6 separate regions of the Mus musculus genome follow, and regions 2, 3, 4, 5 and 6 are each linked to region 1. A link is a loop called in an ENCODE intact Hi-C map of the cell type or tissue named here. Cell type or tissue: left cerebral cortex. All regions are shown on one strand. Region 1 holds the start of Gm17767 (predicted gene, 17767). Region 2 has its middle 12 kb from the start of Nabp1. Region 3 holds the start of Nabp1 (nucleic acid binding protein 1). Region 4 has its middle 24 kb from the start of 9330175M20Rik. Region 5 holds the start of Tmeff2 (transmembrane protein with EGF-like and two follistatin-like domains 2). Region 6 has its middle 19 kb from the start of Nabp1.

Region 1 (5,000 bases):
TGATGGTAACATGGTAATTAAAGAGACACAACCTAAATTTATCCGAGCAGCTCTGAAGATCCTCCAGGGCACTGAAATTAGAACATGGTTCCCTCCACATACAAACTCTCCTCAGACTATCTCTCATCAGACTGGGGCCACTTGCCTGTGTGGACGCAGTTACCTTGGCATATCACAGAACACATGCTATGACTGGATTGTGCCTGTGGCCACCAGTTTGATCTGGCTGGCTTTAGATGCACTTACTTCGGTCTAGGCCTCACTGCCCGATGCGGGAGTCTGCTCCATCTGACTGGTCCTTGGAAGGCATGCATTTGCACAACACCCACCCCCGCTTATTACTGCCTTCCCATTTTCCAACTCCATAAAAGATCATCAGTTCAATAAAAATCTTATCTCTGCCACTTATTAAAGAAGAGCACTGCTAATGACATAGAAGCCGGAGGCAGTATTAATTAGACTCTAGACCATCGCCATGGCTCTTGTTTCTCCTCTCATCCTTTCCTAGTTCATAGAACATGCAGCCTTGGTTACAGTAAAGACTTTCTTAGGGAAAAAAAAAAAAAAAACAGTAGAAGAAGAATCCAAATCCCAACAGCTGGGACTTCCCACTCTCTTATGAATCCTGATGAGCCCTATAGTTTGATGAAAAGAATAATAATCTCAAAGATTACTTAGAAATATACGGGAGCTGGAGAGACAGCTCAGTAGTTACGAGCACATACTGTTCTTTCAGAGGACCCAGGTCCAGTTCCCATCACCCCAGTTGAGCAGCTCACAAACACTTGTAACTCCAACTCAAGGGGTTCTGACACTGCTGGCCTCTTGGCCACAGCATTCACATAGTCACACCCAGTGGAGATGAAAACACATCCGCATAGTTAAAAAGCATAAAGTAAATCTCAAAGAAATTTGGACACGCTTTGTTCTAGCTCCTTACTCATTAGTTGGGGGAAGGAAAAGTTAGGGGTAGTAGAATTCTTCCTTAATATATGCGGATGGATACATAGAACGACCATGGGCACCCATGTTATAATAGACAACAGAGTTTATGCTTATGGTCTAAGTTAACCATAAATAAGCAAAACAAGCCACCCAAACTTCCCAACGCACACTCCAATCTCTGCTTACGGAGGCACTCAGTTGCTGCTACGATTCCAACCTTTTCCCTTCTAACCTTCAGTACCAAGCTCCTGCAGGTATACTAAGAATTAAAAAGAAACATTTTAATTTTCTTAAATGAAAAAAATCCAGGAAATTTAATAAAACAAAGTATTATAATTCTCAATCATTGAGATTTCTCAAGCCTGGCAGTGTGTAATTAAATAGACATCAGCAAATGAACCGTAGGGTGAGGTTCAAGGCGTGCATCGGATGGAGCAGAGTTAAGGAGGAGGCTCACCTGAGGAAGGGAACCTGGAGAGAGATGCTCAGCTGTGAAGTGCCCCCAAGAGCTGGGCCATAATTATAAACTAAGATGCACGAAGAGTTCTTTCAAATCTTGGTGAAGAGCTCATTTCTGAAGCCATGCTGCCTGCATCCCGTTGCCATGGCTGCCTGCATCCCGTTGCCGAGGCTGCCACTGCCACTGCAGAACCCAAAATGAAACTCATTTTAGCTACATCTTCTTGTAGCTCTCTCACCTTTCCTAGGAAAGAATTTTCTTTGGAGAATCTAAAAGTTGAATGGATCAGTAATACATACTTTCAAAGATAGAAAGCAAGAAAAAAAAAAACCTCAGTTGAGTCTCTCTCACAAACTAACTAAAGAGGCACCACTAAACACGAGCCATGCTGTCAGAGTTGTGGCTGTCTGCTCTTGAAGTAGGAATGTGATGGTGGGAATATGGGTACCAAAAAGTCAGGACTCCTACTAATGCTCAGTCGACCCCTTGTCCTAAACTAGCATAGAACCTATGAGAGCTCAGGCCTGACTCTCAAAACTCTCACACTACTAGAGAATGTCAGGAAAAGGTACTGCCCAGCTTTGTGTATAATGTTGTTTTTTTGCTAAGTGAAGTCTCTTCATTTTCAGTAGTCTGTTGAGAGATTTAAACCTACCCCAGTGTTCAGTAGCAAACAATTTTTTATTAACTTTCTTCATATGTTTTTATTTGTTTTAATCAGCTTAACATTAAATCTTTCTACATCGCTGAAGAAGAGGGACTTCCTGTTTGAGCCTCGGACAGCAAGAGGCTGGATCTGTCTGTAGTTTGGAGTACAGAGGAAAGCTAAGGAGAAATCTGCCCAGACAGACCCTGGTAGAGCTGTGGAGTGACTCTGCTGCCCCCTAGTGGATTTGTTCACCTGGAACACACTAGGCAAATGCCACTGGTTTAGGATTGGTTACAACAACCAATATTTTGAGATCTTTTGAGTTCCCAACACATTTTCTTTTTGCGCTCATACCAACCCAAGGATAGTTCTGCTGTGACTCCAGTCCTGGTGGCAGGCTTCCCGTGACCCTCATCTCCGTGCCATACATATTTCGTGAGCTCTAGTCTCAGTGGTGTGATAAGCTACAGACAGTTTTACGCCTGAGCTGCAGTCCTTTCTCAATCATCAGATAGCTCTCGAACGTCTAGATAAGACTTCAAACAGAGGGGGAGAATGTTCTGAGGGTAGACGAGAGTCGGTGGAAGATTTATACCTCCTGAAACAGATCAAAGAAGGCCTTGTAGAGAAGAATGTTTGAAGATGTGCTTTGCAACTTCGGAGGATATTGCCACGTGGAGGAAGAAAGTACTGAAAACAGAGCACACAACATAAGCCCATGGCGCAGCGAAGTCTCAAGGAACTCTGCGGAGAGCCCGTGATAAAGATAAGAGTCAGGGTAATAAAGTGTAGACAAAATCCCATGTGCCCTCCAAATGGTTGAGCCACTGGTGTCTTCTAGAACAGGTAAGATGTGATCACATTGGCGATTTCAGAGGATCTTGCAGGCAACATGGTTAGACAAGGAGTGTAGTGCAGAACCCAGAAGAAGAGAGAGAGAGCAGAGGCTAAAATAGTATTGTCCAGTAAGAGAGGCAGCCTGAGCATGGCAGACCTTTTTTATTTTATTTTATTTTATTTTATTTTATTTTATTTTATTTTATTTTATTTTATTTGAGACAGGGTTTCTCTCTGTGGCTTAGGCTAGCCCAGAACTTGCTCTGTAGACCAGGCTGACCTCGAATTCAACAGAGATCTGCTTACCTCTGCTTCCTGAGTGCTGGGATTAAAGGCACATGCCACTGCCATTTGGCTGTGTTGGCGGACTCTTAAGGTCTATTTCCGATAGGTATATGATATGATAGACTTGAAATATGTTAGCTATAGAGACTGGGGGAAACAGGGATTTTTGTCAAGCTTCCAGCTATGTCTGCATTAGGATTCTCATGGCACTGTTGTGACAGGGAAAGGTTGAGAGAGGTGGGTGCTGAGCTTTGGCTTTGGGTCACATCGAGTTTGCAGCTAGACATAAATCAGGGGGAGCCGGAAATGCACATCTAGGCTTCATGGCCCATATGCCCATTTTGTATGTAGACATTGAAGCTTAGAAATGCTGGATGTTGCCTCTATTCAGGTACCTACGTAATAGAGGTTTTAGGCAGGCTTATGTATGGTCTTAGCCTAGTACCAGAAATGGAAAAGAAAAAAATGCCACTCTAATATACAAACGGCAGAGAGGGTAGAGAAGGGCGGAGCCCGAGAAATCCCAGATTCGAAGGACGGCAGAAGACCTCTGAGCCGGAAGAGGAGGGGAAAAGGCAAAGCCCACACTCTACCAAGGGAGAAGAGAAAGCTATGGGAAGTCAGGGACAGGGAACAAGACAGAAAACATTCGGATGAATTTAGACTTAAGGACAAGACGCCAAAGGAACTGCAGGATGAGGCAAAGCCTTCTTGGGGGTGGGGTGGGGGTGGGGCGTGGGCAGGGGTGTTTCATATACTGGAGGACTTTAAATTGTTTATGTGCAAAATTAAAGGTGGTTCTTATGGACAAGAAGAGGCTAGAATTGAGTGGAGTTAGATTAGAGAGAAGGTGTGGAATCATTTCCTTCAGGGACTGCTTCCATTTAGTCCTCTAAAATAGGAGGACAAAAGGAAACCCAAAGGAAGAAAGCGCTCCTTCGAAAGCAGCACCTTAGCTTATGGAGCAGTGTTTCCCGAGCAAGCACACAGGCAGAGGCCTCTCCCGATACATCCATACTAACTGGGGTTGAAAAGCCGGAGCCTTTTCTACACTATTCAGCGCAGACCAAAGAGAGTTTTACTTGCTTTTTATTTTCAGGTTTTTATTTTGCTCTCTTTCAACCTTGAGTTAACAACTGAAAACATCAGACACAAAGGGACATGAAAGGAAAGGGCATTCCATTTCATCATTAGCTCGGCCTTCCAGGAAATAGAACCACTAACAGCCACAATAAGCCTCCAATAGCTTCCACCTCAACTCTTCACCTCCTGGTTCTGCTGGACCAATGAGGGACCACTGAGATTCCCCACAACAACAGAGTTCAACCCTGTGCAATTGACATCCCAGAAGGTAAAAAATAAATTGCTACCTATTCTTCACTTCACCTTAGATAGAGTCCTCTGCCTAAGCAAGAGTCTGGAAAAAAAAAAAAAGATAGCAAGTCTACTCTTTAGTCTTCGTCACTCCGGAGTATATTGAGTAGTGGATAGAATTATTTCTCTAATATTCTAGTGCCTACTTCCTTATCTTTCTATGTTACCTTTATCTTAAGAAAACACCAGATCTGGGTGGCTGTATGAGGGAAGCTTTGGTTTGAGTCTTATCAAGGGGAAGAAAAATGAAAAGATTTTTCTGCCTGAGCCATCTGCTTTCATGAATGCTTGATAAATGCCACACACATTCTTCACCTTAAACTCCTTTCCAATGTACCTACTCTATACAGTTCTACAAATGGCAAGTGACAGGTGTGACAAGTGCCAGGTGTCTCTAGCTTTGAAAGAGCTAAGTCCTGTCTTAACACCAAACGTATAGTTCAGTCCCCA
Region 2 (5,000 bases), 130 kb before region 1:
AATAAAATACACTTTCTGGTTTTTCATTTGGTTTTAATTTGTATTATATAAATGTAGTCAAATGTATCAGTCTTTGTATAATGCTTAGAGATTTTTGAGCCATTTCTTCTCCAAACACTGGGGGAGTTTAAGGCTTTATTTTAAAGTTTGTGTAGGGGGTTGTTTGGGAATGGTGCTAGACTAATGCTCAAAGTCCATATTTCCCTCGCTGATGTGCCACTTGGCTGTGGATTTGATTAGTCAGATCTGTATTAGTTGACATTTAAAGTATGATTAATCCCAAGCAAAATGTTAAAGTCTGTGCTTTGCTCTTCATCTTCTCCTCTGCCTATAGATTTTTATAACAGCAATCCTGTCTCTCTTGAATCCCTATCCAGGATGCCAGCAAGAGCGTCGATGCATCAATATCACTCAGCAGTTAAAAGTACAGGGATTTTTATGTTGAGTTTTGTCGCTTCCTTCTTGTGTGATCTTGGGCAAATTATTCTATCCTTATATTGAAGAGAAAGCATCCATCACATCATTTTATAAAATAGCACAACACAGGGACCTGGCTAGCCTCGGACATGGCATGTCAGTGCTCAATAAATCCGTCTACTAAAAGAGAAAATCCTGAATACCCAAGTGGTAAGAGTGTATGCAAATGAAGAATGTGATCAATGTAGAAACAGAATTGGAAATGAAACTGTGTTGTATGTTGTGAGCACACACAGAGGGTCTTTGCTATGCAAGCAATGTGCATATTCTAGGTATGCCAACTGAATCCAACCTATCAGTACTATGAAAACTCAAAACAGCAGAAGGCATTTGGAGTTGGCTTATACATAAAACAATAACACAATAAAAAAGCTCGGGGAAGCCAAGCAGTGGTGGTGTATGCCTTTAGTCCCAGCACTTGGGAGGCAGAGGCAGGCAGATTTCTGAGTTCGAGGCCAGCCTGGTCTACAAAGTGAGTTCTAGGACAGCCAGAACAAAAAAAAAAAAAAAAAAAATCTCAAGAGCTGAGCACTTGTCCCGAAAACACTCTAAGTTCCTAGATAATGCTCTGCTCTCAACTTCCCATACCAGAGTTGGTGCTATCATAGCAGAGTAGAAGACTGTCATCCCTGAGGGTAGAATGGTGTGCCCCCTGAAGCCACCCCTCCATCTGCCCCAAAACTGCAGATCCTCTAGTCTGTAGAACAGCACTGCCTAACCCTCCCCCCAAACAAAACAAAAACAAAACAAAAACGAACTGCCAGGAAGACATCTAAAACTTTGAAATAAACTTCTAACATTTATTGATGGCTAGTAGGAACTTTAGTTTCATATGGTTTTAAGAAGCATAACAGAAATTTCTAGACAAGTGACTATTTTGAATTTTTATGGTATTTCGTGAGTGTGAGGCATTTGCTAAAAGCCACAAAGTGCACCTAAAATAGGGCATTTCGTTGTATATAAATTTACCCTGAAACTTGAAAATTCCAATGAACAGCCATGTTGGAATATTCAAGAAAAATCTACTGTTTGAAATGGTTCCAGATGGATTGACTGATAGATGGAAAGTTGGATGCTAATACAAAATTTAAATGAACACAGGTGTCTGTAAAGTTCAATATTTTTCAAAAACTGTTGAAAACATTATTCAAGGCTGTAGTTATAAGCAAATTGCTCTACACCTGCAAATACACATCATGATATCTAAGTAGGAATGCCTTCTAGTGTACCTGCTGCCTATCCTCTGACCCACTGACCTTGTCCTCTAGCCCAAACGTTTGCCCACAAGAGGTCCCTCTTCGGCTACACTTTCATAGACAGATTGAGGCCCCTCTTGGGCAAAGGAGAAAAAAGCTGTGATCCATTTGACTAGTTGGTCAGAGCTTTGTAATGAAAGCCAACCCTATGTACTGTCACAGCAGATCAGCAACATACATGCTTTTCTGCACCAAGAAAATGTACAAAAACTTGTAATTAGAAGTTTTCAATTGGAGTTGGGCACGGTAGTTCTTGCCTTGTCTGTGTCCGGAAGATCAACAGCTCAAGCCCAGCCCACACTACATGTAACTCACCTCCAATATTTTTTTAAACTCATAAATTTCTTGTTATTCAATTACCTTTTTCTGAATTATCTCCAAGTGGTATGGAGAAATGACAGTATTCATCTTATTTCTGATCGTTATAAAGGGTTTAATATTTGTTGAGCCTTGAACATGGACGTGCTTTGTATACACTGGCTCAGATTCCTCAAATAGTGCTTTATCCTCTGATAGACTCACAGCCATGAAGCTAGTACAATAACAGATACAGGACTCAAATCAAGATCTTTCCAGCTCAAAATTGTTTTCACTTTACATTCTTACATTTGAGTTATGATATGCAAAGTTCATATAACTACAAAAATAGCAACAGTCATTTGGCATTTAAAAAAAAAAAAACCTGATGAAATAGTTCCTAAGAACTTCATGTTCTACTTCATTTTCACCAAAACCCCATTTTTAGCAAGTTTTCACTAACACTGACAGTATTAGTACAGGTTAGGGAGAAGACTCAAGAGCACCTGCTGCTCTTACAGAAAGCCTGCGTTCAATTCCCAGCACCCAAATGGCGGCTCACAAATATCTCAACTCCAGTTGCAAGGTATATGCTGCCCTTTTCTGACCTCCACAGTCACCAGGAACACATATGGTACACATCTAAACATTCAGGTAAAAGTCCATTTTTTTTAAATCTTGAAAAAACAATCTTGGCAGTCTTCATAAGGAGATTTCCCAATTTCCTATGATCATTTCTTAATGTCATCTATTTCCTTCATAAATCAAATCAAATTTATCCTGTTGGGTAATGGACTTTCTCCACCTTAAACTGGCTAAACCAGATTCAGCCACAGAAACTACACAGTAATTACCAGTAGATGGCCCTAGTGCTGACTTTTGTCCAAATAGTCCAGCAACTTGAAGTCTTAGTGCTAAATATTTCAAACTCATGTGGGAACTGTGCCTAAGGTGGGATTGAAATCTGAAGATGTGTGCTGTGTGCATTCAGTAACGTCAATGCTTCCAACCCCACTTTGACATTTCATCTTTTTCATTGAGCTGACAGAAGACACAAACATCCACTTCCTGGGCTAAGCCACAGAACATAATGGTCAGGGTGGAAAAGATACAATCTCGGCTTTACCTTTTTTTAAACTATTTGAAAATTATTCTTTGTATGGGGTACACTGTAGCTGAAGGTATCAAACCCCATTACAGATGGTTGTGAGCCCCCATGTGATTGCTGGGAATTGAACTCGGGACTTCTGGAAGAGTAGTCAGCACTCTTAACAGCTGAGCCATCTCTCCAGCCCCAGCTTTGCTCTTCTAATTTCTGTGATTCTACTTTAACCTAATTCAAAATTTCCAGCACTCCTATGTAGAGGGGCTAATTATTTCTACTCAGAAACACTTGCTTCAGTTACTCTGTGCTTTGGACATTCTTCTAGTACATTTTCCACTGCTCAACACAATTTAGTACATTCTAGATTTACGGGAAAGGAACAGAGAATTCGAAAATAACCTCCTTGTAAAAGAGAGACAGCAAGAACAGTAGACAAAGCTCTCCAGAGTGTTTGATGCAAGTTCTAAGTTCCCTTCCAGATAAGAGTGGCAATCCACCCTTCTGAAAAGCTTCATGTATGGGACTTAAAACCAGATTTTCAAGATTACTCCATCGTTTGTGAACAAGCTGTCCTAGCTTGGATCCAGATGTTTTTAATCTTAGAAGGCATAGAATCTTTAATTTCTAGCTTGAAACAGTCCGCTTTTTAAAATATGCCTATAGCCCTTCAGTATGGGTGTGTCAATAAATCTGCCGAACTAGGCTACTACAGAACAACAAAGAACTGTCACCCACTTCCTAATGTTTGGGGTATATCATAAAGTGTTGGATTCTATACTTTTACTCTTCAAATGGCTAAAAGACCTACTGGTTGAAATGTTATATTGAACACCTCACAAAGGTAAAAACTAGGTCTTAGTAGTACTTTTGGGCCTAATGTTAGTGTGGAAAAATGCTTATTAGTAACTTAATGGACTTGATCTTGAGTCTGATTTGTGTTTTCAGAAATATTAAGTCTTTGTGCATAACAAAACTTGGCATAATTTGGCTAAAGCTTTCTGATCCAAATTCTAGTATATTCCCAATAAAGCAAACCTCAAGGCATCTAGCAAACTTAAATATACCTAGAAAACAATCTTCTAGCTTCTTCCTTGGGATATAATAATACATCAGTGATAGTGCATTTCCAAAGGTCACAATTAGGTGTTAAGAGAAACATGCCTGAAGTGTTAATCATTACAACCATGAGATGTGGGGCTGTTTAATCACTCCCACTTGTAATCAATGTCTAGGGTTTCAGCACACAAGGATCTCATCATGCCCAAGTATCTCTCTGTATCTACCACTTTCATTGGGTAAGAGAAAGAGAACTAAGTATCAGGCTTTAAACAAAGAGAGGCAAGACCTCAGTGAGGTCAGAGCTAGCTTGGCACATGCCTGTTTGGGAAAGTGTTTCCAGTGCTTTTCACAGTCATCAGAACCTCACGAGTCACACACAACCTAAATTGGCTTCAAGCAAACAGCCATTATGCTCACTAGCATACCTAATAGGGGAAGCATTTCAGCAACTCCACTGACTGTAAAGAACACTCGGGATGTAATCTCAAGTTTAAAAAAATAAAAAAGGAGTGAGTTAACCTTCAAACTATCCTTTAAAAATTAATCACTCTTCATGTTTAACACAGTTCCTAAGACTACTAAGAAAAAGCAAAACAGAGTTGGTAAAGTAAGGGAAACTATACTTCTGTGATGGCTCAGGGGTTAAGAGCAGTAGCCGTTCTTCCAGAGGTCCTGAGTTCAATCCCAGCAACCACATAGTGGCTCATAACCATCTATGAGATCTGGTGCCCTCTTCTAACACACAAGCATACATACACACAGACTACTGTATACATAGTAAATACATGAAACTTTTTTTTTCTTTA
Region 3 (5,000 bases), 120 kb before region 1:
AAAAAGATGTAATTTAGTGTCACAATGACTCAATGTCTGAGAATAAGATGCCTAAATTCTGACTCTCACTTCCTGCTTTGATGATACCTTACCTCACTTCCTGAAAATGTTGTAAGGCCTGTGAGATAGGATCAAAGAACTCCTGCCCAAAGACTCAATACTTCTACCATTCTCTTAGCTCAGCAGCAATTGTCAACTATTTTTCTGATGGCTACCAATAAAATTATTACAATTCTCCCAATCACAGAAGCTTCCATATTCTACTTTTAAGATTCTTTCCTGAACTTTTCTTAAGGCCAACATTTGGTAAGATTTTCAAGTCTATGAAAAAAAGTATTCCAACTCCATAACCAACTAAATACTCTGAATGAATCAAAGATTAACTTCTGCCACTGTGTATTATTTTGGGTTTTGTGAAACTCTGATCTTACAGATGAAATCATTTTCAAGAATGAGTATTCCAGATATTCATTCATGTCCATATCACAACGATGAGTATTGAGTACAAAAAAAGGTACCAAAAAAGGAAAGGGGTGGAAGACATTATACTTCATACACGAACTGATTAAAAAGGAAATGTGTCCAACTGGTGTGGCACACAGAACTGATTTCCAGGTATATCTCTGTGAGTTCGAGGACAGACTAGTCTATAGAATTGTTCCAGGACAACCAGGGCTACACAGAAAAACCCAGTCTCCAAGAAAGGGTGGAAAGGGTAATGTGATCTTTTATCAGCCTCACTGATAAATGCTCACTGACTTCCACACGGTATTCTCAAAAATAAAATTAACCTTTAAAATTGGAGGGGAGTTAAATCCCTACCTAAAACAAATTAGCTGTGAAGGTGAGCTGCTCCCAGTGAGGTCCACTAAAACAGCTCCCTTCTTGAAGTGGCCCATGGAAGAGCCAAACAACTTCAGAACCCCGAAGTCGGCCAAACCCACACCTACCCCAATTTATGCACACCTACCCTCTGGTCAACCGAATAATATCCCCTGTCTGTATGAGCCCTCCGATCTCATCCCACACAGAAATAGTGATGCTTCCCGTTCTATCAGCTACTTTGCAGGATCTCACTTCATGGCCGTCTTTGGTTTTGGTCACTCGTCCTGTGAAGATTTAAAAATCAAAAAGGGGAGAAGGAAAGGTGTGTTAGATAAGGAGTTCATTCGAGGGAGCTCTTTCACCCTCCTCTGGCTCGCTACGTGACTGACTTCTGTCCCCGGGTAGGATTCTGGGCCAGGAGCACGTGGGGTCGCGGGCGGGGAAGAGGTCCGAGCTCTCGAGGGTGTGGGGCGGGCTGCGGACCTCACTTACCTATCTCCAGGACAATAAAGACGACATTTAAGTTTTTCAGTCCGGCCTTAATGTCTTTTATAAAAAGTGGAGGGTCGTTGACCCCGTGCATACTGAGGCAGGTGCGGCTACGCTTCAGAGACCCACTAGGCAAGGCTTCCCACCCTCGGGGAGGGGCAGGGGCAGAGCCGGGGAGCAACCTGGGGCAAGATTGGCGACCGGGGTCAGGAAGCGGTAATTCAGGGGCCGGGTAAACCAGCCCTAGAGGCACGGAGCCAAAAGAAAATAAAAATGGAAAAGGGAGGGGAAAAAGACTCTCACAAGTTCAAAAAAAACAAAAAACCAAAAAACAAAACCGAAGACGCACTCCGCACCCTGAGCCCGCTCCCAAGTGGGCGGCGAGCAAACCAGCGTGCGCACTGCCGCCTCCGCTAAGGGAAAAGGGATCAGGAGACGGCCCTGCCCGAGTCCCGCTGTCCCTCACACAACACACGCACACGCGCGCGCCCCCTCCGTCCCAGGCTCAGGGAAGGTACGTGACAGCAAAACGGCAAGGCTGTTCACCAACCGCGCAGCCCGCGTCCCAAGCAGCAACTGGCGAACGCTCCCTCAGGCCGGCTTTATTAAGCCGCGCCCCGCCCCTTGTGGCGTCACGCGACGTCACCACGCCCACTAGCACGCCTCTGGGGCGGAACACAGCGCCACTGAGCTCGCAGCTTCCCTGGATCCTCCCCTACTGTCAGCACAAGCACCGCCTCCCGGCCGACCAATGGTCTCTCGGCCACACCCTCCTCCCGCTGGTCGCTCCACGTCTTCCGGGTTTCTGTAGGGCTGGGTCTTTTGGTGCTCCGAGGGAGACCTGGCTTCTTCTAATTCCTCAGGATCCTTCAGTAAGGCCACCTTTGCCCTTCAGTCCCGCGATCACGTGGAACTCAGATGTTCCGAACCCCGTGGTTAGAGCAAGTATGCAGTTGAGAAGGAACGGAGAGAGTGATCGAGCAGGATCAAGGAGAGAGAAAAAAGGGCGAACTAAAGGTGTCCGAGGCTTCCAAGAGAGTGGTTCCCAGTCGCAGGCAACTTGGCGATCAACCTTCGTACTTTAGAGGTGTTTAAATTGGGATCCAGAAACACGAGGTGGTCTTTTTAAAAGTAACTTGTAAATAAACCTCTTTTCATGCTGATAATAGCCATACATAGTTAAGTTCCACAGATATTTCATTTTTTCCTTAACCCTTTTCTTTAAATTGCACTTGGCTTTTATATAACTAAGATGAGTTAACCATACACTGGTGAAGGGGAACCTTAAAACAAAACCTGAAAGGGAGGGTTGTGCTTTGCCACCAAACAAGCTGGAGGCTAATTGTGTGACCTTGAAATTAGTTGGTTAAGCTTCCTAGCCAGAATTTAACAATCTGAACAATAAAACTAGGATCCTTGCCTCATAGAGGATAAAATGGGGTCATAAATAAATTGCCCAAGTACAGTCGCAAATAGATCTGTGATCAGTATTTCTTTTCATCAATTTTCTATTGAAAATAATTACCTGTTATTTAATCTCATGGTGAGTGATAATTTTAACCCCCGTTTACAAGTAATAAAACTCACTAGAGAATAACCAAACTGGATTTCAATTTAGGCAATCTTGACCCTAGGAGGCTTCAACCAGAAGTATTTTATGTTTAAGTAGTATGATTGTAACCCTCCAAAACAGATTGAAGAAATGGGAACAGCAGAGTATATTCTAGCATGTTAGAGAATCATATAAGCAAATACTGTGGAAAATAGAAAATGTATATATCAAAAACACACTTCTTTTTCTTTTTAAGGATAATACCGAGAAACAGCATAGAGAAAAGTTTAAGAATAAATAACAAGCCATGTTAAGAACATTGAGCAGCCTAGAGGTGAAGCACACCTTTAATCCCACCATTCAGGAATCTCAGGCAATCTGTGAGTTCAAGGTCAGCCTGAGCTACACAGAAACCTTGCCTTGAAAAACAAACAATATAATAGAGCAAAGTTGTGGCCAGGGATCTGGGTGGGGTGGGGTGGGGTGGGGGACCTAGCCACTCCCTGAATTCTCAACCATTTGCCCTCATAAAAAGGACTAAGAGGGATGCTCAGAATTATTTATATACACATTCCTTAAAGAGGTCCCAAACACTAAGAGACCAGGCCCTGTAGGGGTGTGCCCTAGGTGGGTTCTCGGGGCTGACCAACACTGAGAGGAGAGGTAGACAGACTCATGCACCCTATCCCCAAACCAGAAGACATCTCCAACTGATTAACGGCTCACAAATGAATATTAGTTCTAACAGTTTCACCTGGGCTACAAAAACAACTCAGTGACATTTTGGGAGGTTCTTTGTCTCCTAACGTCTCGTTGGGACTGTTTTGACTGGTCCTTACTGATTGTATATTATGGTTTCTGGTTTTGTACTATTTCTGTGTGTTTGAAAGAGTGTCACAGTGTCCATCTGATTCTTGTGCTTTTTTTTCCTTATGTTTTGTTTGTTTTATTATAATTTTTTAGATTCCTGTTTATTTTCTAACTGAGAAAGTGAATTTAGATGGGAAGGGAGGATCTGGGAGGAGTTGGGATATAATCAGAATATATGGTATGAAAAAAAAAAAACTATGTTCAATAGAACACACTTGCATGCCAAGAGAGGGAGGAGAGAGAGAGAGAGAGAGAGAGAGAGAGAGAGAAGAGAAGAGAAGAGAAGAGAGAAGCAGGCACTCTAAAAAGCAGAAGCTACTGCACAGGGCTGTCCCTCTGTCCCTGCCCTTCCTGGCCCTCCCTCCACCCAAGACAGACTCAGCTGATCCTCTCACTTCCTCCCCTAGCACAGAGCTCCCACAATAAAAATGGCACCACTTTCTCACAAACCCACAGGCAGCCTTGAGAAACTGCAACAAGAACACACAGTTCAATGGAGAGCATAGGTTTCAGCAACTCCTAAGTCACTTCTCAAAGATTATAGTTGATTAAGGATAAAATCAACTATGGGTGTGATGGTCCAAGCTCTTAAGGCAGCACTAGAGGCAAAGGCAGATCAATTGCTAAATGGTCTACACAGTGAGTTCCAGCCCAGCCAAGGCTACAAAAGGGAACCATCTCACAGAAAAAAATAAATAAATATATATATTAGACTTTTGCTGAGGCTGGAGAGATGGTTCATGGTTAAAAACATTGGCTGCTCTCCCCGAGCAGGCCCTGGGTTTGATTCCCAGCATACACAGGCAGGCAATACATATTTGTGGTACATAAACATACATGCTGACAAAATACCAGTACTCATAAAAATTAAAAATAAAAAGATAAAAACTTGCTATACTCATGTAACCATTCCCTAGAGTATATGCTGGCATGCATTAAGCATCTACTACATATCTGGCTCTGAACACTCCTCACAATTAGATTCAGTAGCTCTCTCAATGATACATGTTTCGTGACACCCCCCCCCCCAAAAAATCTGAGCTTTAAACCCTTATGCTTATAAAACTTTTTCTTTAAAAGAATATAAAATGTGTAAATCACTAGTTATCTAAATTTGTAATTGACTTTTTTGAAGGATTTGTAATTCAGAATAATCCCCAATGCCTGCTTGGGGCTGGAGGTCAGTGAAATATTCTAGAGGATAATGAAATTTTAGTTCCTCTTGGAAAGAAACTCATTGTTAAGTAGATTAATTCAAAGCATA
Region 4 (5,000 bases), 240 kb before region 1:
CCTTGAGGAGAAAAATGGGTCTGTCTTTGGGGATATTTCCAGAGAGAAATAAGGGGGAAGGTACACCCAGAATGTAGGGAGTACTTTTCCATAAGTCAGGAACTTGGATGGGATATAAGAGGAAGGAAGAGAAGCCCAGAGAATATTCTTTTCCCTGCTTCCAGGTATGATGTAAGCACTCCACTCTGCCACACCCTCCTCACCATGATGCAATAAAACCTCTGGGTCTGTGAGCCAAAATAAACACATCTTCCCCTGAACTGACTTTCTTGGGTATTTGGTGACCATCATAAATATTGTAACACAGACTCTCATCTCAATCTACCTGTGGTGCTTTGAAAGAAAATGGCCCCCACAGAGCCATAAGAAGTGGCCCTATTGGTGAGGCTTTGTTGAAGGTTGGTATATAACTAGATGATGGGCTCTGAGGTCTCAGAAGCTCAAGCCAGTTCTCTTCCTGTTGCCTGCAGATCAAGATGTAGAACTCTCAGCTCCTTCTCCAGTACCATGTCTACCTGAACACTGCCATGATTCCCACCATGATAATGGACTAAGTCTCTGAACTGTAAGCCAACCCCAGTTAAATGTTTTCTCTTATCAGAGTTGAAGTGGTCATGGTGTCTCTTCACAGTAATAAAACACTAAGTTACTGCCTGCAGAGTTGGCGATCCTGCCTTTCTGGTTTAAGCCCAAATGTTCATAATTCTTCAATGTTCTCCCTTCTTGCCAGTTGCAATGCTTCTCACCCCACCATGATGAGATCTACCATGATGAAATCCTACCCACACATCCTGTTATTACTCCCTTTGTCATGATCCTAAAAAGAATTCTAATTTTTAAAGAGTTAAATTCTAACAAAAATTTAAGACAGCTTACATAGGTATATGAATAATCAAATAAAGGTGATGGGGGAAGGGAATAGAAGCTGGAACCCTTTGTACCCTTGACTGAATCATTAGGCAAAATAGATTCCAGTAGTAGTGAGTCTTCATCAGATAAGCTGATTCAAGGAGTTTTCAGACCTGAAAAGATCTAGTTTCCATAGTTACAGAAAGTGAGAAATATTGGTAGAGAAATGCAGTGAAATGATCTTTCCAGAAATATTCTAAAAACTCCGTTCCTTACCATGCCTCAAGCTCTCTTATGTCACTCAGCCATGATTGCTAGCAACCCTATTCCCAGGGTATGGCTATGGTACCCACAAGGGTGTACCTTCAGTCTGTAACAGGCAGAATCAGGATACAAGAGCCCTGGGATTCCCTAAGACAAAAGTTCTTGTCAAGTAAGAGTTGGTACTTGGAAGGTCCAGCTGACCCAGTTAAGGCAGCATTTCATCCTGTATAAGTTGTGGAGAGAATAAGATATGTCAGACAAATCTCAGCTCGATAGAGAACCTCTCTAAAAGGCCAAACTCTTAGAAACCAATAAGGAAGAGTGCTTCACTTTTTACTGACAGCTTGTCACTTTCCACGAGAAGCGTCTCTGCCTAGGCAGTCTCAGGACACCAGATCCTGCCTCTGTCCTGATGTGCACTGCAACCTGTGTCTGTCAGTGTTGGCTTTTAGAAAACTCTATATGTGGAGACACCTGTTCTGTTGTGATCTTGATAATATTTTGTGTTGTTTCCCAAAGCTGAGTATCTCCTATGAGTCAGTCTTCCCTGTGGGTCATCAAAATGAACATCCCACTCCCACTATGTCTGGCAATTGTCTGTTGTTGTTATTTTCTGTGTGTTTGTTTGTTTTAGCTAGGACAAAAATTAACTAAGAAAACAATGTAAGTGGATAAGTTGTTTATTTTGTTCATGGTTTCAAAGCTTTCACGGAGGGTTCAAAAACACAGAGTGGTTCATTCTACGGTAACCTGGAAGCAGATGAACAGAACACTGAGCTCTTGGGATTCCTCCCATTTCCAGTCTCTTCTACCAGGCCAGATGGCACCATCCACTCTCGGATTTTGGCTACCCCTTAGTTAAGCTCAGATCTATCTGGAAATGCTTTGATAGACTCACCCAGGGGTATGCTTTTCTAATCCCCAGACACTTTTCAACCCAATGAAACTGACAATCATGATTCACCAACATAGTCATTGATGGTATGCTTCAGTTACTGGGTCCCAGGAGTTACCTTAGCATCCACGGATTCAGTAAATAATGCTAGGCTAACTAAGGGAATAGCCTGGTTGTGACTAGCCCACAAGAGTATATTCTAATTTAGACTCTTTTTTTTTCTTTTTTGCCATACTAGCCAATGTCTGTGTGTATTTGCTGAAGCCAAGCAGTATTTTTTGACCTTTAATTTTAATAATAGACTCAGCCCAGCTTCAGAAATGTAACCACTGAGAATGCATGCAAATGAGTGTTTTAATGGTAAAAAAATACCTTTCTTCTCTCTCTTCTCCCTTTCCTTCATGCTCTCTTATATTGATCTTAATCAAACCATGCTTGTCCCTTTCTAGCCCCAAAGGCAGTTTAAATGAGCACACTCTTCAGCAAGCCGTCAGTACCATTATCTGAAACATCGGTGTTCATAGCACAGTAATCGACTATCCAAGAAATGGTCTGAACAGGACCATTGTGTGCCACTCTCCCTAGTTCTCTCAGGAAAACTCCATCAATAAACTACACATCCAGTAGATGGGGCTGCTGATGCTCTCTAGGGGAGACTGAGTCACATTTGAAAGGGCAGATCCACCCTCATCAGTGGAATTGTTGGGAAAACCTCTGTCCTTGTAGGAAAATTAAACTAAAGAAAACATTTTATTAAGTACCTCTCCCACTCAGGAGAGGTGCTTTCTTGAGAGTGGATGTCTGACTAATCTCAATCTCAATTCTAATTGTCAAGGTTAAAGTCTTGGGGAAAGTCAGGCCAACAGAAACTATCATTTCAAAAACGTAATGTACACTAGAAGATAAAATGTCTGAAACTAGGTGGTAGAGTTTACTAAGAAAAGGAGAGAGAGAGAGAGAGAGAGAGAGAGAGAGAGAGAACATAGAATAAAGTAGAAAAGACCAGTTATTAGATATTGATTTATTTAGCTGTTTGGTTATAGCTATTATACTACCTGTTTGCCAAACATGATTTCACTTGCCACCAGGAACAGAATAACTTGGAGAAAATAGCTGCAACAATATGTCATTCACTGTCCTTAACAACCTGGTGACTGCATGGAGGCTTCCGTAAACTCTGGCTCGCTTACCCGCCCCACCTGATGGTTTTAGAGTATATAATGAGAGTACAAACTAGGCCCAGCATTTAAGCCTTTCAGGAGCTGTCCTGGCTTTGATCCACGGGCAGCATCTCCTCTCTCCCACTCACATTGGCATCGGAACGCTTATTGGAGAAAGGTTCCCTCAACAAAATGGAAGACATGTGACAATCAGGCTGAAGCAGGTAGAACAGAGAAATCCCTCAGGAGTCACATGGCAGTCTTCAGTGGGATGATAGCCACAGTGCACAGTCACAGCCAAAATCCCTAAGAAACTGCTTAGAAAAGTGGTCCCCTCGGCCGTGTGCCCTGGAAGTGCTGATTTCTCAAGATCGGCTTCTGTAAATGGGTCAGAAAGGATATAAAATGCGGAGGTTTAACTCACTCATAAAATATCCATTTAAATTCTGAACTGCTTCCTTGGAGAATCGCTTTAGTTTTCAGTGAATTTCTCGCTTTAAACTGGAAACTGTCATTGTTTAATTACATTGCTTCTGATTATGCCCTTAAATGTCATGTGGCATCACACATTGTTACTTTTTTTTTTAAAGACATTTAAAATTCAGTTTATTCTATGAATTTAGGGAAATACTCACAGGACCGTTTCTGACAGCTGCTTTAATTTTAAAACTTATTCAGGCCTACTGGTACAGGTTTATAATCCCAGCTACCTGTGAGTCCAAGGCAAGAGGATCAAGAGTAGAAAGCCTGGCTGTGCGGTAGAAGACTGCAAGGCCAACATGAGCAATTTTGTGAAATGTCTCATAACAAGCAAGGACTAAGCTGCTGCTTTTTGGTAGAGCAAGCAGTTGCCTAGGATATCTGAGGTCCTCAGTTTAATTCTCAGAACCAAAAAAACATAATAATAATAATAATAATAATAATAATAATAATAATAATAATAATTTTAAAAATAAGATGAGAAAATATTTATTCTAATCAGAATGTGTCCTGATCAGTATTGATACATAAAAGGTAGACCTTGGAGAGCTGCTCTTGTGTCCTGTCCAACTTTATATTATCAGTAACTAATTTTCTTACCCATAATTCCACCTGTCTTGAGAAAAATATCCTCCACACACACACCCAAAAAGGATGGTCTATGTCCATCAGGAGGAGCTGACTCTGTAGCCCAGAGGACTACCATCAGGAAGGGTAAACATGCCCCCACATACATACAAACCATAGATAAAAAATTTCACAGTGACGCAGATTCCTTTCAAGATTAAGCCTTTCTCCCAGAGAACAGTAGGTGCTTGCAAGAGCCCAGGTACAGGAGTATTTTTGATAGGCCACAGTAATGTTTTCCAAACCTATCTCCAAAGAGCAATAGACCCCCTGCAATATTATAGATTTTCTTTAAAATTTCACTTCAGTAAACATAAGAGCTTAAGAAATTCTCACTTTATTATGGAACTTTGCTATGGTACTGTGAGTTGGAACTTTCCATTAGTGAACTGTATCATATATATTCTCCCGACTAATTTGACCACAGAACTTATTCAGAGTGTCTGTGCACATCTCGTGGGGGCTCTCGTGCCTCAAGGAGCACAGATTGGAAAGGACTGCATTTGTTTAATATGACAGAGCCCATGGAGCCGTAGTTGCAAACGAGTGCCCAGAGAGCATCACTCTAAGCAGTCTTGTTGTCTGTGCTTTTGCCATTGAATGCCCAGCAAGGCTATCAAATGTTTCCTACGCCAACTCTCAGACTTGTAGCCGTCATCAGAAGCGGCAGGTTCAAGCCAAGTGACAAACAGTTGTACTCGCCAACATCATTCGGGAGCATTCGC
Region 5 (5,000 bases), 670 kb before region 1:
TAAGACAAATAGTCCTTTCCAGAGAATAGCACACAAAATGATAAGCTAATATCATCTGGTCAGTCCTACAAACATACATCCAAGTAACATTATACAGACAGAATACTATATATACTACATACAGTATATATATATATACACACATATAATATATAGTACACATATACACATATATAGTGCTTCCTAGTGTGTCAAACATTTTAACCACACAGAAAGAATCATACTGTTATTTAATTACGAAAACCCCTCTAATGAGACAGAAGTGTCCACTATTCTTGTTTTGTGGACAAATTGTATCAAGTATGTTGGAATTCAGCAATGATATCTCACTTCAGAAAATTGTCTTGGGTATATAAAAACAATTAATTTAAAAAGAGATCATGCATTTGAAAGAGAAAAGAGAGTATATGGCAGGGTTTAGAAGGAAAAGGAGGAAATAGAAATGATGTAATTATATTATAGTCTTAAAAGTAAAAGACATGTATTTTTAAGACTTTCCTGGACTAGTGTTATTGTTCATAGGGTAAAATGCTTAGTACCAAACCTGATGACCTGAGTTTGATCTATGGAACTCCAGTGGTCCATAAAAGGAGAAACTTGATTCTCACGTTTCCTCTGATCTCCATATATATGCTGTTAGATACACATGCATGCACACAAAATAAATTTTAAATGTTAAAAACTATCTCAATTAATAATATGATCAACACATATGCAATCACTGGATCTCATTGTTTTTGGTTGAGAATTACTGCATGTGGCTGTGTTCTGTGAACCAAGGAAAGAACTGATAGATATTCTTCACAGGAAGAACCTGTATAATCTATCTCAAAGGAACAGTAATATGAAAAAAGAATAGGAGGTCTTGTGTTCTGATGTTAGAATTTTTGTTAAGTTCTAAAATGCTTCATGCAACTTGTTCACAAAACACTGGTTGTTACTTCTGTGTCTAGGGGTACTATAGGAATTAAATGACAGTGTGTTTCTTTCTGTTTGTTAAATGTCTAATACATTAGGAGGCACAACCTGCTTCATGCCTCTCCTGAACAATAAAAAAAATTTTAGAGGCAGAGAAAATCAAATCCCTCATTGCTAAAATGTCTTATTTTTCCCAAGCTCATTTATCTTCAGCATTACTTTTTCTAGAACAATTCCTCTTCCTCCTCCTCCTCCTCTTTCTCCTTGTACCAATTTTCCTAAGCCTTAAGTAATTTCACAGGTCATAATGATATCCTTTCTTTTGGTGTTGTCCTTGATGTTGTGGAGTTGATCAAATTCAAGGCCTCCTGCATGTGAGGTAAATCCTCTACAACCAAGCTCTACCCCTCAGTCTTGCCTCAATTTTTTTAAAAGTTATCTTTTATATGTATGCATACGTGTAACAATAACTAAAGACACATGGTAATGAATTTGTCAGGAATGCCTGGGAACAGTTGGAGGGAGGAAAGAGGGGAAGTGCAGTAATGACTTCATAACTTCAAAATCATAAAAATCATTCAAATGAAATGCAAATCTATGTACATTCATGAAACTGACAACAAAACATTATTACATTTTAAACATAGTTTTATGCAAAAACAAAAAATACAATCTGCAATTTCTTTAAGACATGACAACCTCTCTCTGTCCTAGACTATTTTTTCCATAACTAAAATATTCTAGCTCAGGAACATTGAAAGCTAGTATTATTCACTAATTTAAATAGGAACTTTGAACACCCATGGCATGGGTTCAATCAAATTATTACTTATCATATAATATATAATATGAGGCACGATTCATAGGCATATTTGAAAGTTAAGTGTAGTAAAGAAACTGCTTTGAGCTTGCTGGGAAAGAGTCGAAGAGCTAGTACAATTTTATGATAAGGCAATGTCAGTGCCTGTCTATTTCCTCAATACCTAATGAAGAACTAAATAATATGCATATTTTTATTTACATATTGAACAATGCAGTGCTCCCTTCAGTAAATGATGTTCTTCTGCCACTTGGTGGTGCCTGCCAGTTGCAAAATTCCGTTTCTTGGTGGCACTGTAACACTAAATGTATCCTGAGCGGGACAGAATCACAGCATCTCCAACTGAAAGGCTTTGGTTCCAACTCCTCAATAATTTAAAGAACCTCTGTGCAGGTAACTGTGTTTGCTACCCATCGCAGCCAGTCATTAACTCATTTGGCAGTTTAAGTTACTGTGGGCAAAGTGTCTGAAGAATACAAATTCTTACAAAGCACACCAAAATTTTACTAAGCAGAGAATTCAGTAACATTTTTCCTTGTAATTCTAGGTTACAGTCAAACCCTGCAACCCTAGCGCTGGTTTATGATCATAATCGCTGCAAAAACACATTGTCTGAGGGACTTTGCCATAACTGCAGAGGGGCTCATATTCAAAAGCCTGATTAGTTGCTGATCGCTGATCCACGCTTTGGTATGGAAAATTCCAAATCCTCATTCGGTACTGTGTGGCTGATGCAGCTAGATCTGCATTAAGCTTGAATGTATGTCGCAGACTCCACTGAAAGGCATCTCTGTTTCTTTGTTTTTGCGATATCTTTGGCAGCTCCATCTTCTGGGCATTCCTTTACCTTCAACAATTCAGTTGCTCCATCTAAAAGCCGATTTTTCTGATGCCTCCAATGTCTGGTCAAATTGATCTGTGTTAATGGAGTCTTCGCTGGTGAGAGATGCCATTGACTGGAACGCTGAGATCTGCGGCTGCTTATTTGCCAGGGGCAAGAGACACCAAGATTCAGAAATCTTGAGAGGTGGGCGGGGGAGGGGGAAAGGTAGTCTTGGGAGGGAGGCGGGATGTAAGATAAAGGGAAGGGTTTCACATAGAGGAAGAAAGAGAGAGGTGGCTTTGAGGCTCAGAGGTGCTGCAGGATCACGTCTCACAGAGGCGAAGTTAAAAAGCAAGGGAGTGGGGAGAGGTTGGAGGGTACAGGACTTAAAGGGACTGCTTTGGCACAGTTTGTTTTCTGGTGGTGTCTGCGGAGGATAGATAGATAGTCCGCCTTTCAAAGTCTATTGGTGCCGCTTTTAAGTGGTTGGTTAAGCTCGTTAATTGCTTGTTAGATGCTATCAAACAATGCTCTTAGTCAAGATTCAGGAGGTTATGGGAGGGCGATACAAGGAAATTTAAAGAAAGAGAAAGGGGAAAGCTTTTGAAAGAAAGGAAGAAGGAGAGAAGGAGAAAGGAAAGAGAAATAGAGCAGGAGTATATATGTATAATGTGAATGAAAAAATACCATAAATAACTGAATGATACAAACGCAAAAGGAAACCTCTTTGGTGCAAGGCACCAAGAACCCTGTGACTGCAGTAGTGACCTGAGTCGTAGGAGACAGACTCTTCTCTCCATCTATGTCCCAAAAAGCTCTGGGCCCTGAGAACTAACATGCCATTAAGCTAAAGAGTGTGTCTAACTGCGTGGAGTGCAGCAGAAGGAAGGCTGATATCTCTCTGCTGTTTCTGCTGGGGCTAAGGAGAACCAAGCGGAGGTAGTGACTCCTGCCGGGCTAGGCTCCCTTGCCTCTCCCAGGTAGCTGGGGATCCACAGACAAGGTGTAAAACGCCCAAGTCTAACGCCCAATCACTCCAAGCTCTCCTCCGGGATGCCGCTTCTCTGTGGATTCGCCCTGTAACCCATTCTCAGCTTGGATTCAGAGAAGTCTCTCGCTGCTCCTCCGGCCTCCTGTCCAGACCAAAATTGACCTTCCAACAACATTTTGTTGAACCTTTTAGACAGCCCCACAAATAGGTTCCGGTCTGTACCTTACCAAAGAGCTCCAGGGAAAGAGAATCAAATCTAGCAGGCTGAGCTGCGGAGAGCCTGGAAGGGATAGGAGGCACAGGGAGAATGGGGAGAGCCAGCGAAACTGGCTGCTCCAGCCTGGCGAGCACTGTCGGGCTTGCTCGGGGAGCTAGCTGCTGCTGCTGCTTTAAGCCACCAGAGTCTTTTGGCTCTCGCACTGCCGCCTCTTGCCCTCTTTTCTCTGCCACCGCCTAGAGAAGCATCCTAATGCTTCTTAAGCTACCAGGACATGCCCAGCCTGGATCTCTTTCCCGGACCGGCGGCGCCAACGGGACGCCCTCTGCTCCCTACCCGCTTCCCCTATTGCCCTGTGGCTGCGGGTCCTCCACCTACTCCGCCCCCACCACATCCAGCTGGAAGACAAGGCCACCCAGCCGCAGCGGGTGCTGTCAGCCCGGGGTCACGCACAGAAGAGAGGCGCGAGCCTGGACCTCGCACACAGTAGGGGGCGTCATGGAGCAGAGAAGCCAGGCAAGTGGGAGAAAGAACGTGGGAGTAGCCGCCCTGAAGCCTGAGCTTCTCCCAGGAGCCATCCCGCCTAGACCCACTCGGGTTAGAGCCTAGAGAACTAGCCCATCTGTGGCATCAGTGGCCGCCTCCTCCTTGCACCTCCTCACCGACCCCTCCCTCCCGGGACCTGCATCGCGCTCCGCCAATCAGAGTCCGACTGCCGCTTCCCACGTGACCCCGGGCGGGCTAAGGACCTGCTGCTTCCCAAACGCCAGAGGGATGCGGGCGGCAGAGCGCGAGAGGCGGCGGCTGGGCTGCGGGGCGCTGTGACTGTCCCTCCACCCAGTCTGGTCGCGCTCTTCTCTTCGGCCGATTGGCCGCCTCCTCTCCGCACCCTGGTTTCTGTCTCCTGCTCCTCCTTTGCCCCGACCCTGTTCCTTATGGCAGCAGCTCCTTGCATCGGGGGCGCAGCTTCTCAGCGGACTATCCTCTCACTCCGCAGGCTGAGCCCGGTCACTGGATGTTGCTGAAACTCCGGAGATCATGCTCTCCTTTGGTCGCAGTATCACCGCCGGCTGTCCCTGCCGCCGCCCCCTCCTCTGCTGCCGCGGTCCGCGGGATGCTCAGTAGCCCGCTGCGTGGCCCCTGCGATCCCGTGTTCTTCAGAAGCCTTTGGTTGCTGCAGAGTTGCGCGAAGTAGTCATGGTGCTGTGGGAGTCCCCGCGGCAGTGCAGCA
Region 6 (5,000 bases), 140 kb before region 1:
TACATTCATACGAAAATAAAGTTGTGTAAACACATACTGTGTGGAAGGCAGCCATTTGGAGCTCAGGGAGTCGGGGAAACTCAAAAGGTAATATATAAGGTTTATCTTGGACTAGAGGATGTGGGCATGCCGGATCTCTGCAAAGCATTCTTCCAACCCAAATTTTGTGAGCACCCTCTAATTCAGGAGTCCCAGATTCTCCTCTATGTGTGTGGCTCCATCCCTCACTCACTGCCCCCACCTCCAGCTCAGCAATGGCTCTGCTGCTAGCATGGAACCAGCAATGAGCATCCTGGTTGGTAGTGTGCAGGTCTTCAGACCAGTCTTGGGGAGCAGGTAGAATAGAACCTTCTTCCTCTGCTTTGGCCCATCAGTTTCCAGCCCCTTGCCAGATGACTCAGAGCAACTCTAATACGTTGCACTGCTCAGTTCATTTCTGCAGCTGGTTCCTTTCTCAGAGTCCAAGCAGCCTGCAATGTGCGGAGGAATGCTGGGCTGTCGGGTGTTTATAAATCCAGGTCACTTCCAGTTTGCCCTCCCTACTTCCTGTAGGTAAACAAAACTGTGATGTCATAGTTTCCTGCCATCATGGTTTTCTGCTGCTGTGTACCCCCCCCATCATTATAAACTCTCCCCATAAAATCATAAGGTATATAAACTGTCTTCCAGAAGTTGTACTTGGTCATGGGATTTTATTACAGCAACATTTACATTTCATGATTTGCATAGCTGAGCCTATGCTTGTAAAGACCCTGTCACATTTCCATCCTTGCCACTTATGCCTTTTGAGATACTCAGCATCCTTCCTCCCGCATCCATTGATCCCTGCTTCCCCAGCCACTACAATTAACTTCACCATCCCTTTTCCAGCCTCTCCTTGGCTGATCTTATGGAACTACTTTAGTTTTGTAGTGCAATAATAATTTGCTGGATTCCAGTGAGCTATTTTTTTAATTCAATATTTGCATTGTATGGGGTTCTCTAAAGGAAACGAACCAATAGAATACATACACGTTATGAACAAAGATTCACTACATTGGCTCACAAGATATATACCAGGTAATCAAAAAATGTCCATCTTTAGAGCGGAGAGGCTGAGAAGCAGATATCACCTCAGTCCACACATCTGTTTTCTTTCGATATCCCAATCTGGTCTGCAGAAGATTCCTGGAGTCTTGTTGGAATCTGAAGAAGCTGGAGTCTGGTGTCAGTGAAGGATGACAACAGCAGCAGTGACGCACACTGGGTTATTCACCCCTCTCTTAGCTTGTAGACTCAGGAGCATCGGGAGTGTAAAGTTGTCAGCTTCCTGGCACCTCAGCTCCCTGCCAGCAGAGCGTAGGCTCGTTGTCAGAAAATACATTAGCATAGCTAGTAACTGCAAACACGTAACTAGTACTTAGAATAGTCTAGGTATACCTAAACCCACTAAGGAAACTATGTTGTCAGTCCCTTTCAATGTAAGGATTAAGCTTGTGTGGCCTCCTGATGTCAGCCTAAGGCTTTCCAAGAAAGACTTTTCTTTCTGTCCCACAATCAGCCAGGATGCTATCTCCACCTTCCCAGCAGTGGATCCATGTGAGGTTGTTCTAGTTCTCCCCACATTCTAAGCAACCCTAGATTGTTAGATAAAGCTTCGGTGTCCTCCAGAAACATGCCAATTCACATTTTAAGGTGTTATACTTAAAATGAAGAGGAAGGGGAGAATATATTTGAGCCCTTTCTACAGTCCCTCTTTAGTATTTATCATTGCTTGTGTGAATGCTTCTTTCTCTACCTTCATGATTGGTTTGAACCACAGACGTCTTGTTGTTGCATATATAAGTATTTCAATAGAGATGCTAGTTGTTGGTATTAGGACCTCCGAAACCCCTGACATCACATAGGCGAGACTCGAACACCTGTTACCAAGGCAACAACCACCATATTCCCAGAATCCACTTGGCTCACCTCCCACCTTTACGTCATCACCCATATATGAAGAAAGCCCCCCCCCCCCATCTACCCTCCCCCTCTTCCCGCAGCCACCTTGCCCTCTCTCGCCCAATAAACCTCCCGTGGAACTATTTGGTCTGGTGTGGTCCTTCTGAAGCCAAGTCGAAGTCAAGACCGCAACACTAGTTACAAGTTTACTTCTTTTATTACTTTTTCCCCAGGTGGTAAGATGTAAAGCTTCACCAGTAGAGGGCAGCAGAGAGACTGTTGGAGGGAGGGACACTAGTTCTTTGACTGGAAAGGAACTCAGGAGACACAAGATAGTGCTCACCTCCTGGGGAGTGTTGCCAACACTCCAAAGGTTGGTCCCTCAGGTCTAGCTCAGCCAGTTTCCCAGTGTGTTTTACACAGACCCAGTTGGTGCCTTCCAGGCTGCCAGAACCCACCTGCTGAGCCCCAAGCCTGAACCACCTCAATGAACTTCTCTGCCCATCAGCAGACCACAGCACACTCCCCCAGGAGATCTGGACTCAACTCCGGGACTAAGAAAGGGCAGCTGTTGGCTGGGGAGGTGGCGCAGAGGTTAGGAGCGCTTGCTGCCCTTCCAGAGCACACACACTCTGTTCCCAGCACCGGCTGCCCGTGATTCCAGCTCCAAGAATCTGCATGCTGCATTCACACACACGTGACTAGAAATACCCATACACATGAGTCAAAATAAAATTTCTGTGTTTGGAAAGAGTGAGGACCTTCAAAAGATAGAGGACTCCTCTGGACTAATTCCTTCCTCAGCTGTTCCACTTCCATCTTAGAGGAAGACCCACCCTTCTACCTCCTACTCTGCTAGTCTCTGCTTGCCCGGTGTTCATTAATGCCTTATTGCTAACTAGTAAAGCTTGACTTTGAATTTCCCTGTTAAAAGCACGGTGATAGCCATCACTACTAGCACCTTACCAATACAGACAGGAGGCCCAAAGGTTCTCTTACTTTCTCATCTTTCTTAGCACATCAGTGAATCTCAGACCTCCATCCCCCACCCCAGTGGCTGCTGCAGAGATTGAAATATACTTACAAACAACCCAAACTTCAAAATGACACTGTGATCTTTCAGTACCTTCATTTTAATACCCCCACCATGCATAGTTATACTGCTTAAAAGGGAACTGCTATTTGGGGTATGTGTTCTCCCCACTTTTCCCAGAGTTTTTCAGTTCTCAATGTTTCTATGGAGATATCCTCAGGCATAGACTTTTTATTCAGTAACAACAAGTCTACTAAAAGGTCTACCTAGTCAAGGGATGGAGGTAAATATTATCAAAACACATTGTAAGAAATTCTCTAAGAATTAATAAAAGGGACTGGGAGATCCCAGTGAATGAGCTCCTTGTTTTTTATCTAAGATTTCTTTAGGCTGAACCTCCAGCTTTCCATCGATTCCTGAGCAGGCTTTCTCCAGCTGGGCATTAATTCCCATTGAGTTGTCTGTTCCTGAGTTTCCACTCTGGTATGATTTTCTGTGCCTCTCACACCAACTTCAGGGACATTGACTTGCCTTCTGACCTTACTGCTCCTACTGTTTTAGGAAGAATTGCCTTTTCAGTTTATTCGACTTTGTATTCATTGTTCTGATGCAGTGGCAACTCGTACACTTCTCAACGCTATGTAAATAGTTATTATATTTTATTGTCTAGGGAATAATACAAGAAAAAGTCTGTCCATGATCAATTCAGACACACACTCCTCATGGTGCGATGACTTCACAGTTGCAGAACCCACAGATTGAAAGCTGTGCCTATGGAAGGCCAGCCCTACTATGTGCTGAATTGCCAATTTGGTCCACTTAGAAAGTTCCACGTCAACCTTTCCAAAGTTTGGAAGACATTGGTAATCATTTCTTAGATTAGTTCATTAAAGACCACAAAAGAGTGAAGTTTTAATATTCTTATTCCTAATCAAGTAGAATTGGTGGTGAAGAAGAAAGTATCTATATTGACAGCTCCGTCTCACAAGAGGAAATATAAATGCACTCTGTTGTTTTCAGAACAATGAGTGTCTTAGCATTCTGCAAAATATGTCTATGATTTTTTAATTCATGGATTTTTTCACATAAATTTCGATGTATTGCAATTATCTTAATTTATATTTTCCATTTTTGTCAAGGAATAAGCTCTCTGAATTGACCCGTAAGTCCTTTTGAAATGAGCTACTAGTCTTTAAAAGATTCCTTTCTTTTAAGTCCAAAAAGATGTTTCCAGCTCCAAGGAATCCTTGTTTCTTAAGAGGAAATGTCATTTAGAAACTATAATCCTGGTTCTAGGTGCTCATTACTACACAGACAAGGACTAGAAAATTGGTCTTTTCAAAAAAAATGCATCATAATACTTCCCAAGAAAATTGTACACCTGATTACAACTTATAGACTACTTAGCATCTTTATGAATGTTTTGATTCCTGATATTAACAAAAACTGTATTTTAACTTATCTGAAATATATAATAGTTTCTGAATACTTACTAATATGAATGTCGCTTCTTTTTACCTTGATGCATCCCTACTAAGAATGATTAGACAAATGGTTATTTTTACAATACTTTAAATGATTTCTATTTTTAAGAGGCTAACATAGATAGCTTCGTTTTACTTTTACTGTGATTCTATAACTAGTTTTTGTCTTCATTTAGAATGTGTGGAAACTGCACGCCTTTAATCTCAGCACTTGGGAGGCAGAGGCAGGCGGATTTCTGAGTTCCAGGCCAGCCTGATCTACAAAGTGAGTTCCAGGACAGCCAGGGCTATACAGAGAAACCCTGTCTCGAAACCCTCCCATCCCAACCCCCCCCCCCCAAAAAAAAGAATGTGTGAAAACAAAACATTAACATAGTTCCAGTTCCAACACTTTGTAGAATGCAGTCTAGCATTACCTTTCCCTCTACTAAATCATTCCTGGGTGCTGGCCAGCTGTTAAGAGAAAGCACTGTCAGCTCTTTCATTTTGTGGTGCTGGAATTGAACCCAGGGCCTCATTAATGCTCAGCAATCACTCAGCCAGTTCTAATTTTTCAAATA

The links. Hi-C counts contacts between places; a loop is a spot of excess contacts. Peaks named below come from ENCODE experiments on the same cell type or tissue, not always from the same donor. Only the 100,000 strongest peaks of a DNase experiment are listed, where the experiment ranks them.
Region 2: a loop joins it to region 1, with 7 times the contacts of the local background. A loop is called at or near these places in 41 of 42 quality-filtered maps.
Region 3: a loop joins it to region 1, with 4 times the contacts of the local background. A loop is called at or near these places in 40 of 42 quality-filtered maps.
Region 4: it touches region 1 in a loop (3-fold over the local background); 15 of 42 quality-filtered maps call a loop at or near these places.
Region 5: a loop joins it to region 1, with 4 times the contacts of the local background. A loop is called at or near these places in 3 of 42 quality-filtered maps.
Region 6: a loop joins it to region 1, with 5 times the contacts of the local background. A loop is called at or near these places in 36 of 42 quality-filtered maps.

What each region holds. Positions count from the first base shown.
Region 1 is chr1:51,594,899-51,599,898 of GRCm38, forward strand. Gm17767 (predicted gene, 17767) reads right to left here and starts at 1,820. Exons shown (of 4, transcript NR_151621.1): 1 at 1,403-1,820. In left cerebral cortex, a CTCF peak has its summit at 2,289 (motif pointing left); DNase peaks (open chromatin) are centred at 1,567 and 2,280.
Region 2 is chr1:51,463,712-51,468,711 of GRCm38, forward strand. It overlaps a transcript of Nabp1 not described here. Among named protein-coding and RNA genes, the nearest start is that of Nabp1, 12 kb to the right of the region's middle. In left cerebral cortex, a CTCF peak has its summit at 2,887 (motif pointing right); DNase peaks (open chromatin) are centred at 251 and 2,907.
Region 3 is chr1:51,476,508-51,481,507 of GRCm38, forward strand. It overlaps Nabp1 (nucleic acid binding protein 1), which reads right to left and starts at 1,892. Exons shown (of 6, transcript NM_028696.3): 1 at 1,318-1,892; 2 at 971-1,109. The coding sequence starts at 1,408. In left cerebral cortex, a CTCF peak has its summit at 1,995; DNase peaks (open chromatin) are centred at 1,292, 1,989 and 4,131; H3K4me3 peaks cover 2,093 bases; H3K27ac peaks cover 1,652 bases.
Region 4 is chr1:51,355,104-51,360,103 of GRCm38, forward strand. No RefSeq gene overlaps it. Among named protein-coding and RNA genes, the nearest start is that of 9330175M20Rik, 24 kb to the left of the region's middle. In left cerebral cortex, a CTCF peak has its summit at 2,630; no DNase peak of the experiment used is centred here.
Region 5 is chr1:50,922,982-50,927,981 of GRCm38, forward strand. It overlaps Tmeff2 (transmembrane protein with EGF-like and two follistatin-like domains 2), which reads left to right and starts at 4,542. Exons shown (of 10, transcript NM_019790.4): 1 at 4,542-5,000. The coding sequence starts at 4,967. In left cerebral cortex, CTCF peaks have their summits at 1,994, 4,260 (motif pointing right) and 4,474; DNase peaks (open chromatin) are centred at 2,045, 2,279, 2,611, 3,423 and 2 more places; H3K4me3 peaks cover 3,249 bases; H3K27ac peaks cover 3,898 bases.
Region 6 is chr1:51,457,000-51,461,999 of GRCm38, forward strand. No RefSeq gene overlaps it. Among named protein-coding and RNA genes, the nearest start is that of Nabp1, 19 kb to the right of the region's middle. In left cerebral cortex, a CTCF peak has its summit at 2,190 (motif pointing right); DNase peaks (open chromatin) are centred at 1,323 and 2,292.